Regions from separate parts of the Homo sapiens genome. Here region 1 is linked to region 2. Evidence: read pairs that join two places in POLR2A ChIA-PET (ENCODE). Cell type or tissue: Panc1. All regions are shown on one strand. Region 1 overlaps CHKA (choline kinase alpha). Region 2 overlaps KMT5B (lysine methyltransferase 5B).

The links. Peaks named below come from ENCODE experiments on the same cell type or tissue, not always from the same donor. Only the 100,000 strongest peaks of a DNase experiment are listed, where the experiment ranks them.
Region 1: POLR2A ChIA-PET joins it to region 2 with 7 read pairs; 6 of 35 experiments call an interaction of 5 or more read pairs at or near these places.

What each region holds. Positions count from the first base shown.
Region 1 is chr11:68,096,523-68,101,522 of GRCh38, reverse strand. CHKA (choline kinase alpha) reads left to right here. Exons shown (of 12, transcript NM_001277.3): 2 at 4,393-4,504. Among named protein-coding and RNA genes, the nearest start is that of CHKA, 22 kb to the left of the region's middle. In Panc1, no CTCF peak of the experiment used is centred here; no DNase peak of the experiment used is centred here; H3K27ac peaks cover 676 bases.
Region 2 is chr11:68,186,920-68,191,919 of GRCh38, reverse strand. It overlaps KMT5B (lysine methyltransferase 5B), which reads left to right. Exons shown (of 11, transcript NM_017635.5): 2 at 1,768-2,003. The coding sequence starts at 1,844. Among named protein-coding and RNA genes, the nearest start is that of KMT5B, 24 kb to the left of the region's middle. In Panc1, no CTCF peak of the experiment used is centred here; no DNase peak of the experiment used is centred here.

The DNA.
Region 1 (5,000 bases), 90 kb after region 2:
GCCTCCCGTTTAGAAATAATACTGCTACTGATTTTTGTATGTTGATTTTGTATCCTGCAATCTTACTGAACTTATTAGTTCTCATAGTTTTTTGGTGGGGTCTTTAGGGTTTTCTATATGTAAGATCATGTTGTCTGCAAACAGGGATAATTTAACTTCATTTCCAATTTGGATGCCTTTTATTTCTTTCTCTTGCCTTGTTTTTCTGGCTATCAAGAGAAGCTGAAATGATTCATTTCATTTTTGCTCAACAATTTATGTAAAATAACCTCTTTGGACCAGCGTGGTGGCTCACGCCTGTAATCCCAGCACTTTGGGGGGCTGAGACAGGTAGATCATGAGGTCAGGAGATCGAGACCATCCTGGCTAACACGGTGAAACCCCGTCTCTACTAAAAATACAAAAAAATTAGCCCGGTGTGGTGGTGGGCGCCTGTAGTCCCAGCTACTTGGGAGGCTGAGGCAGGAGAATGGTGTGAACCTGGGAGGTGGAGCTTGCAGTGAGCCGAGATCGCGCTGTTGCACTCCAGCCTGGGTGACAGAGTGAGACTCCGTCTCAAAAAAAAAAAAAAAAAAAAAAAAAAAAGAACCTCTTTATACTGCTTGTTATTCCCTTAGTATTCTGTTTTAAGGAATCATGGGTTGACAGTTAGTGATGCGTGCACCACTGGGTCTGGAGGGCAGGGGTGAGAATTCCTGCCAGCAGGTACTTCCTGCTTTTTTCTGTTTCCTTCCTGTCATTGTGTTGAGTGTGGAATAAGTGTGTTATTGTCACTGTATTTGAGATTTTGCTTGAGTATCTTGTGCCTCTCATATATATGTGTGTGTGTGTGCATATATATATTTAAATTTATTTATTTATTTATTGGAGATGATGTTTCGCTCTTGTATTTATTTATTTATTTATTTATTTATTTATGTATTTATTTATTGGAGATGATGTTTCGTTCTTGTCCCCCAGGCTGGAGTGCAATGGCACAATCTCGGCTCACTGCAATCTCTGCCTCTCGGGTTCAAGTAGTTCTCCTGCCTCAGCCTCCTGAGTAGCTGGGATTACAGGCACGTGCCACCATGCCCGGCTAATTTTTGTATTTTTAGTAGAGACAGGGTTTCACCATGTTGGCCAGGCTGGTCTTGAACTCCTGACCTCAAGTGATCTGCCCGCCTCAGCCTCCCAAAGTGCTAGGATTACAGGCGTGAGCCGCCACATCCAGCCCATGCCTCTCATATCTAATTATGACTTATAAAGCTATTATGCCAGGTGATAAAGTTTGTGGTTTCAAAACTTCTTGCAAATCCTTGAGAGCTCCTGGGGTTTTACTTGGGAGGATATTTTTGACAAATTATATGATAAATTGAACTGTTACATTTTTGCTACCATTTCTGGCATTTCTTCCTACCACATTTTATTGTTCCTGGTCATATTATTATTTGACTCATTGGTAGTTGGCTTTTTTTCTAGGTAAATTTCTCACAGTTTGGGTTATTGGTGCCAGTCACCTTGCTTCATTTATTTTGACTGTCACTAAAAAATAATTGACAATTTATTCACTAAAACCTATTGAACAATAGAGGCTACAGGTAATAAAAAGCAGTTGAAGGGTTTCCAGGTTGTGAGCTTGTTTCTGGCCAAGCTAGTCTGCCTTCCTTCTTTAGCAGTACGGGGGTAAACTTTGAATCAGGTTACACAATTTAGAACAGTACTTCATCTGTTTGCCTTTGCATTTGACTGAGATTTCCAGAGTATGTGACCGGAAGAAAAACTAGGGCTTTTAACTCTGTTTTAATGCCCGTTCTGTTGCTTGGTAGCCAGAAACCCATGTTGGCTGTGACCAGACGCGGCAGGGGGATTCTGATAAGCCACACAGTTGAGGCGCCACGCCAAGTTTAACAGAAAGGTTAAGGCTGCTTTTGGTTCCTTTGATCTACACGCTGTCGGCCTGCTTCACAGCTTGCTTTGGGAAAACAAGAACTTTGGGTTCCCTTTTATTTTTGTTCTTTTTAACTAAGGTAGACAACCTTCTGGGAAAATAGATCCTGACTCTTGCTGTCTTGTTCCTAGAGACTCATGATGGTTTTTCATTTTAAGTAACCTTTGAAAAAACCTCTTAAATATGTCTTACTTAAATCTGGGAAAAAATTGTTTGTGCTAGAAGCACATTCAAATTTTTTATTTGGTAAGAAAATGAGATATAGTTCACAAACCATACAATTCACCCATTTAAATTGTACAGTCCAGTGGCTTTTAGTGTAATCACAGATACTTGCAGCTGTTACCACAGTCAGTTTTAGAACATTTTCATCTTTCAAAAAGAAACTTTTAGCTATCATCCCCTACCCCTAAGTACCCCTTCCCACCCCAGCTCCTGGCAACCACTAATGGACTTTATAGATTTCCTTGTTCTGGACAGTTCATATGAATGGAATCATATAACATGTGGTCTTTTGTGACTGTCTTCTTTCACTTAGCATAATGTTTTTAAGTTTCATGTTGTAGTATATATCAGTACTTCATACTTTTTTATTAAAACTGTGGTAAAATAAGGTCAGGCATGGTGTGCCTGTAATTCTAGCACTTTGGGAGGCCGAGATGGGTGGATCACCTGAGGTCAGGAGTTCCAGAGCAGCCTGGCAAAACTCCGTTTCTACCAAAAATACAAAAATTAGCTAAGCATGCTGGCATACACCTGTAATCCCAGCTACTTGGGGGGCTGAGGCAGGAGAATCGCTTGAACCTGGGTGGTGGAGGTTGCAGTGAGCCGAGATTGTGCCACTGTACTCTAGCCTGGATGACAGAGCAAAACCCTCTCTGAAAAAAATAAATAAATAAATAAAATCAAGTAAAATTGTGGTAAAATAAGCAGCATTAAAAATACAATTTTAACAATTTAAAAATATATAGTTTAGTGGCATTAAGTACATTCATTGTTGTGCTGCCATCACCACCATCCGTCTCCAGAATGTTGTCGTCTTCCCAAACTGAAACTCTGTACCCATTAAACTTAAACCAACTCCCCATTTCCACCTAGTTACCCTTATTTTTAAAAATTAATGAGCTCGATCAGAATCTGTTTTCAGTTTTAAGCCACTAAATTTGTAGTAATTTGTTATAGCAGTAATAGGACATGGAGATGTTTGTGTCATAGAGGTTTATAGAGAGTAGTCCTGATGGAAGGTGATTTTGCAGCTCACGCAGCTCCTATGACATTTTTCTTTTATCTTTTCTTTTTCTTTTTTTTTTTTTTTTTTTTTGAGATAGGAGTCTCACTCTGTCGCCCAGGCTGGAGTACAGTGGCGCGATAACGGCTCACTGCAACCTCTGCCTCCTGGGTTCAAGCGATTCTTCTGCCTCAGCCTCTCAAGTAGCTGGTATTACAAGGTGTGTGCCACCACACCCGGCTAATTTATATTTTTAGTAGAGACAGGCTTTCACCATGTTGGCCAGGCTGGTGTCAAACTCTTGACCTCAGGTGATCCACCTGCCTTGGCCTCCCAAAGTGCTGGGATTACAGGCATGAGCCACTGCGCCCGACCTCCTGTAATGTCTTTAATGTGGCACATGGTGCTCTCCAGCTTTGCCTCCTATCTCTTTGACAACTCTTCATGGTTAGTTACAAGCAGGGACTCGAGCCATATGCCTGGGTTTGATTCCTTGCTTAGCTACTTACTTGGTGTGTGATTAGAGTATTGAGGTCTCCTGTTTCATCTGAAGGCCGTGGTAACCAGTTAATGTTGGGAGTTTTTTGAACAAGCTCCTAGTCAAAATCAGTTGACAGATTTTTAGTAACACTAGCGTAGAAGATCTTGGAACTATTAATACATATCAAATGGAAAGCCCTAGAGAAGAAGGTTTAAATATTGCCTCAAGATTTTTTTTTTTTTTTTTTTGAGACGGAGTCTTGCTCTGTCGCCCAGGCTGGAGTGCAGTGGTGCCATCTCGGCTCACTGCAAGCTTCGCCTCCCGGGTTCATGCCATTCTCCTGCCTCAGCCTCCTGAGTTGCTGGGACTACAGGCACCTGCCACCACGCCTGGCTAATTTTTTGTATTTTTTTAGTAGAGACGGGGTTTCACCGTGTTAGCCAGGATGGTCTAGATTCCTTGACCTTGTGATCCACCCGCCTCGGCCTCCCAAAGTGCTGGGATTACAGGCGTGAGCCACCGTGCCCGGCCCACACGGGCAATTTCAAAAACGCTTCCCCACCTCTACTGCAGAAAAACAGAAAGGGAATTTGTCTGTTTTTAATGTGACTCATGGAGTTAAATTGAGAGAATAAATCGAGATAAGATGAGAACAGTTCTTGTGTAACCCTGACTTTTCATCCATATTTATCCAAGAAGAGTGATTTAGCTCACCTGCAATAAAGATACTTACTGTCCTCTTATTTCTGACAGAGGCGGCCTTAGCAACATGCTGTTCCAGTGCTCCCTACCTGACACCACAGCCACCCTTGGTGATGAGCCTCGGAAAGTGCTCCTGCGGCTGTATGGAGCGATTTTGCAGATGGTGAGTTGGTAGGCTACTTTGGGAGGGGGGGATCCTGTTAACATTTTAAATCCTCTTTGCTGAGATACCTTGGAAAGAGATTTTAAATACTTTAATGGTGTTACTAAAGATATTTGAGTATATTGCTTTTACTTTTACTTTAATTGGGCTGCACAGCTTGGTTTGCATTCTAAGTTAATTCGTGTTTTTTTTAGTTATTATTTATTAGTAAACTAGTGCAAGTATTCCCAGTTTTACATCCAGAGAAGGTACAATGTTGGTTAAATCTTCAATAGTGCTTGATGATTCTTGGTTCTACATATTGATTAAAATTTTCAGCTCAGATTTAGATTATAAAGTTCTAATGTGGAGAAGGTATTGTTTTTATAACATTATCCAAAAGATTTTAGAGGATAGTCCCAGTTAACAAAGTATGATCTCAACGAAGCTGAATTTAATAACTGTTTCTCTGAGATTTCTTTAAAACTTTGAGTTGTTTGTTACAGTCATAATCTTT
Region 2 (5,000 bases):
GCACTTCCCATGAATGGAACTTGCAGGATTTGAAGTTGCTCTGGATGAGTCAGTGAGTGAGTGGTGAGTAATTGCGTAGACCTAGTACATGTATACTATTGTAGACTTTATTAACACCGTACACTTAGGCTACGCTAAATTTATTTTGAAATGTTTCTTCAATAATTAACCTTAGCTTGTAACTGTTTTACTTTATAAAGTTTTTTTTTCTAAAAACTTTTTGACTCTTTTATGGTAATACTTGGCTTAAAATACAAACACATATAGCTATACAAAAATACATTCTGGCCACATACAGTGGCTCACGCCTATAATCCCAGCACTTTCGGAGGCCAAGGCAGGTGGATCACTTGAGGTTGGGAGTTCGAGACCAGCCTAGCCAACATGGTAAAACCCTGTCTCTACTAAAAATACAAAAATTAGCTGGGTGTGGTGGTGCACGCCTGTAATCCCACCTACTCAGGAGACTGAGGCAGGAGAATCATTTGAACCTGGGAGGTGGAGGTTGCAATGAGAAGAGATGGCACCACTGCACTCTAGCCGGGGCGACAGAGCAAGGCCCTGTCTCAAATAAATGAATGTATATTCTTTCTTAGCCAGGCACAGTGGCTCATGCCTGTAATCCCAGCACTTTTGGAGGCCAAGGTGGAGGGATTGCTTGAGGCCAGGAGTTTGAGACCAGTCTGGGCAACATAGTGAGACCTCGTCTCTACACACACACACACACACACACACACACACACACAAAGTTTTAAAATTAACTGGATGTGGTGGCTCCTGCCTCTAGTCCCAGCTACTTGGGAGGCTGAGTGGGAGGATTGGTTGAGCCCTGGAATTTGAGGTTGCAGTGAGCCATAATCACACCACTGCACTCCAGCCTGGGCCATAGAGTGAGACTGTCTCAAAACACAGACAAAAAGACACAAAAATATATTATTATTTTCTTTTCTTTTTTGGAAGACAGGGTTGCTCTGTCACCCAGGCTGGAGTACAGTGTTGCAATCATAGCTTCACTGCAGGCTTGACCTCCCATCTCAGCCTCTCAAGTAGCTGGAACCACAGGCTCATGCCACTATGCCTGGCTCACTTTTTTATTTTCTGTAGAGGCAGGGTCTTGCCATGTTGCCCAGGCTGGTCTCAACTTCTGGGCTCAAGCAGTCCGCCTGCCATGGCCCCCCAAAGTGCTGGGATTACAGGCATGAGCCACTGTGCTCAGCTATATTCTTTTTAAAATATCTTTATTCTATAACCTTTTCCTACTTTTATTTTTTTAACTTTTTTATTAAAAACTGAGACACAGGTCACAAACATTAGCTTCAGCCCACACAGGGTCGGGATTATCCATATCACTGTCTTCTCCCTCTGCATCTTGTCCCACTGGAGCGTCTTCAGGGGCAGTAGCATGCATGGAGCTGTCATCTCCTGTGATAACAGTGCCTTCCTCTGGAATATCTCTTGAATAACCTGCCTGGGGCTGTTTTATAGTTAACTTAAAAAAAAGTAGAAGGAATATACTCTAAAATAACAGTAAAAAGTATAATATAGTAAATACTAGGCAATACGAATTTTATGAAGTGTATGTCCAGCTCTGTTATAATCTTATGGAACCACCGTTGTTTATGTGGTCTGTCATTGACCAAAACATCATTATACTGTGAATGACTGTCCTTTTAATATTATATATCTTTCTCAAGGGTCTGTTTAGCATGATCTTTCATGTATTTATCTCCCCATTTTGTTTTGTTTTTCATATTTTGTTTCTGTTAGGAGAGAACATTGAAAGTATTCTCTAAGCTATTTGAAGAGAGTGACTAAATGCACCTGGGTCAGGCTGTCTGTGGGTATGAAGTGGTTGGGAGAATCCAAGAACATGGTGGTGAATGGCAGGAGAAATGGAGGCAAGTTGTCTAATGACCATCAGCAGAATCAATCAAAATTACAGCACACGGGGAAGGACACCCTGAAGGCTGGCAAAAATGCAGTCGAGAGGAGGTCGAACAGATGTATGTACACACTTAAACCTTCAATGTTCTGATTGTGATATGGGGTAGTAATTCTTTCCAGTTTGTAATGTGTATTCTGTTTTCTTTTGTCTTAAATAATTTTTTGCATTTTCATAATTAACAATATAGTCTTTTTACTCTCAAAGTTGTGTCAATTTTTATTCTCATCAAACTATATAAAACTCAAGTTTAATGCTTCATATAATTATTTTAATCATGCTTTTCTGTCTGTTACTTTATATTTTGTAGAATTTACCTGAATGGTTGATATGTCTTACTAAATTTTTAAAATTTTAATTGAACTTCTTACAGGTTAACCTGTATTTTTTTAATAGATGTAAGTATAGGTATGTACTTCTTTGCTAATTTCCACAAATGTTTCATGGAATAATATGAATAATGACGCCAACTGTAATTTACATAAGTAGAATGAGGATAGATAGAACTGACTGCTTTAGGGCAGCCTCACAAATCATAGCAATTTATTCTATTTATACAGGGTAGACAGTTGTTCATCCTGACAGTGAAACACTGCTGATAAGTTACTTTATTTCCTCTATACCTCTTGATAGGAAAGAGGCTGCTTTTTGAGAGTTCAGGAAGTTGTAGATTTGGTGCGTATTTCATAGTTCCTCTAAAAGTAGTAAAATGACTGAGGACAAGTGTATACCTAACTAGGCAGCTATATGTCCAAACGTATGTCATGTTAAAGAGGACAGCTTTTCTTCTTTTTCTAACGTGAATCTAGCCACCTTTGAATATCCTTAATTCAGATTGGCATTGGCCTGTTTCCAGGGATTTGGATTAGCCTGGGATTTTCTGTAGTTTCAGATTGTACAAGTTCTGATAGATTTCCTTCTTACCTTTTAGGGTTTATGCGATTCATTGGGCCCAGGCTACCCTTAACCTTTCCATTTCAGATCAGGTCACTGTTGCTATAGAAAACCAGACAGAATTCCTGCTTGGGACAAGAGTAGGAAGAGGCAAGACTGAATGAGTGGTCCTCTGCATGGACACCACTCACTCCTGAGGCTGCTGGCAGCATGTACCCTCATCCTGCCTCACTCCTTAGCAGCTAGTGTGAACGTGAAGAATTGAGAAATATAGTGATCACATCAGTGTGTATTCATTCTGGTCAGCAAACTAGGCATATCTTAAGTTTTTTAGGAAATCACTGTTGGCCTCCTTTTGTGTATCATAGTGCAAAACAGTTTTAATTAGTTGAATTATTATAGATACACAAGAATTTAGAAAATGCGTCTGGGCGTGGTAGCTCACACCTGTAGTCCCGGCACTTTGGGAGTCCAAGGCGAATGGATCTGCTTAAGTCCAGGAGTTTGAGACCAGCCTGGGCAACATGGTGAAACCCTGTGTCTACAAAAACTACCGTGTCTACAAAAAAATTAGCCAATCATGGTGTTGCATGTCTATGGTTCCAACTACTTTGAGAGGCTGTGGTTGGAAAGATCACTTGAGCCCAGGAGTTAGAGGTTGCAGTGAGCCGAGATCACACCACTGCACTCCAGCATGGGCAAAAAAAAATGAGACTCTTGTTTAAAGAAAAAAAAAAAGAGTTTAGAAATGGCCATTACGGGCCGGGCGTGGTGGCTCACGCCTGTAATCCCAGCACTTTGGGAGGCTGAGGTGGGTGGATCATGAGGTCAGGAGATCGAGACCATCCTGGCTAATACGGTCAAACCCCGCCTCTACTAAAAATACAAAAAATCAGCTGGGCGTGGTGGCAGGTGCCTGTAGTCCCAACTACTCGTGAGGCTGAGGCGGGAGAATGGTGTGAACCCGGGAGGCAGAGCTTGCAGTGAGCCGAGATTGCGTCACTGCACTCCAGCCTGGGCGACAGAGCGAGACTCCATCTCAAAAAAAAAAAAAAAAGAAAAAGGAAAATGGCCATTACTTTGGTTACACTTTACCAAGCATAGATAAATATAGAGGGCTAGGTTGGGAAAACCCAGTGTGTGAAGATGACATAGCCTTACATTGAATGTTATTGGGCCAGAATGGTGCAGAAAGAGAGCCAGCAATGAGAAATGGGAGAGCACAGAGCAGTGCCCCATCTCAGATACAATCAGTGACTTTCCCAGCAGCAGAGCCTTAAGATACAGGAAAGAAAAACTGACAAAATTGAAGGGAAAAATCAACAATTCAGCAATAATTTGGAGACTTTGATACGCCACTTTTAATAATGGATAGAACAGCTTAAGACTATAAACCAATGAGGCCTAACAGACATCTATAGAACCTCATCAGAATACGCATTCATCTCAAGTGCAAGTGCAGCATTCCAGGATAGAACATATGCTAGACCGTATAACAAGCTTCCATAAACTTCAAAGGATTGAAATCATAAAAGGTATGTTCTGTGACCCCAATGGAGGAAAATTAGAAATTAACAAGGAAATTTGGGAATTTCACAAATACATAGAAATGAAATAACACACTTCTAAATAATCAGTGGGTCAAAGAAGAAATCAAAAAGGAAATCAGAAAACATTTTGAAGTGAATTAAAAGAAAGATAAAACATACTAAAACTTACAGGATGCAGCCAAAGCGGTGGTTTAGAGGGAAATTTATACTTGTAAATGCCTGCGTGAAAAAAAGAAGACTGGGCGTGGTGGCTCACGCCTGTAATCCCAGCAGTTTGGGAGGCTGAGGCAGGAGGATGGCTTGAGCTCAGGAGTTCAAGACCAGCCTGGACAATATGGCGAGACCCCACTTTTACAAAAAAATACAAAAATTAACCAGGTTTGATGATGCATGCCTGTGGTCCCAGCTACTAGGGAGGCTGAGGCAGGATGATTCCTTGAGCCCAGGAATTCGAGGCTGCGGTGAGCTGTGATCATGCCACTGCACTCCAGGCTGGGTGGCAAAGCAAGACCCTGTCTTCAAAAAAAAAAAAAGTGAGTTGTGTCGTATGTGAATTGTATTTCAATAAAGCTATTATGCTGTTACCAAAAATTTAACAATGTTGATAGCTTTTC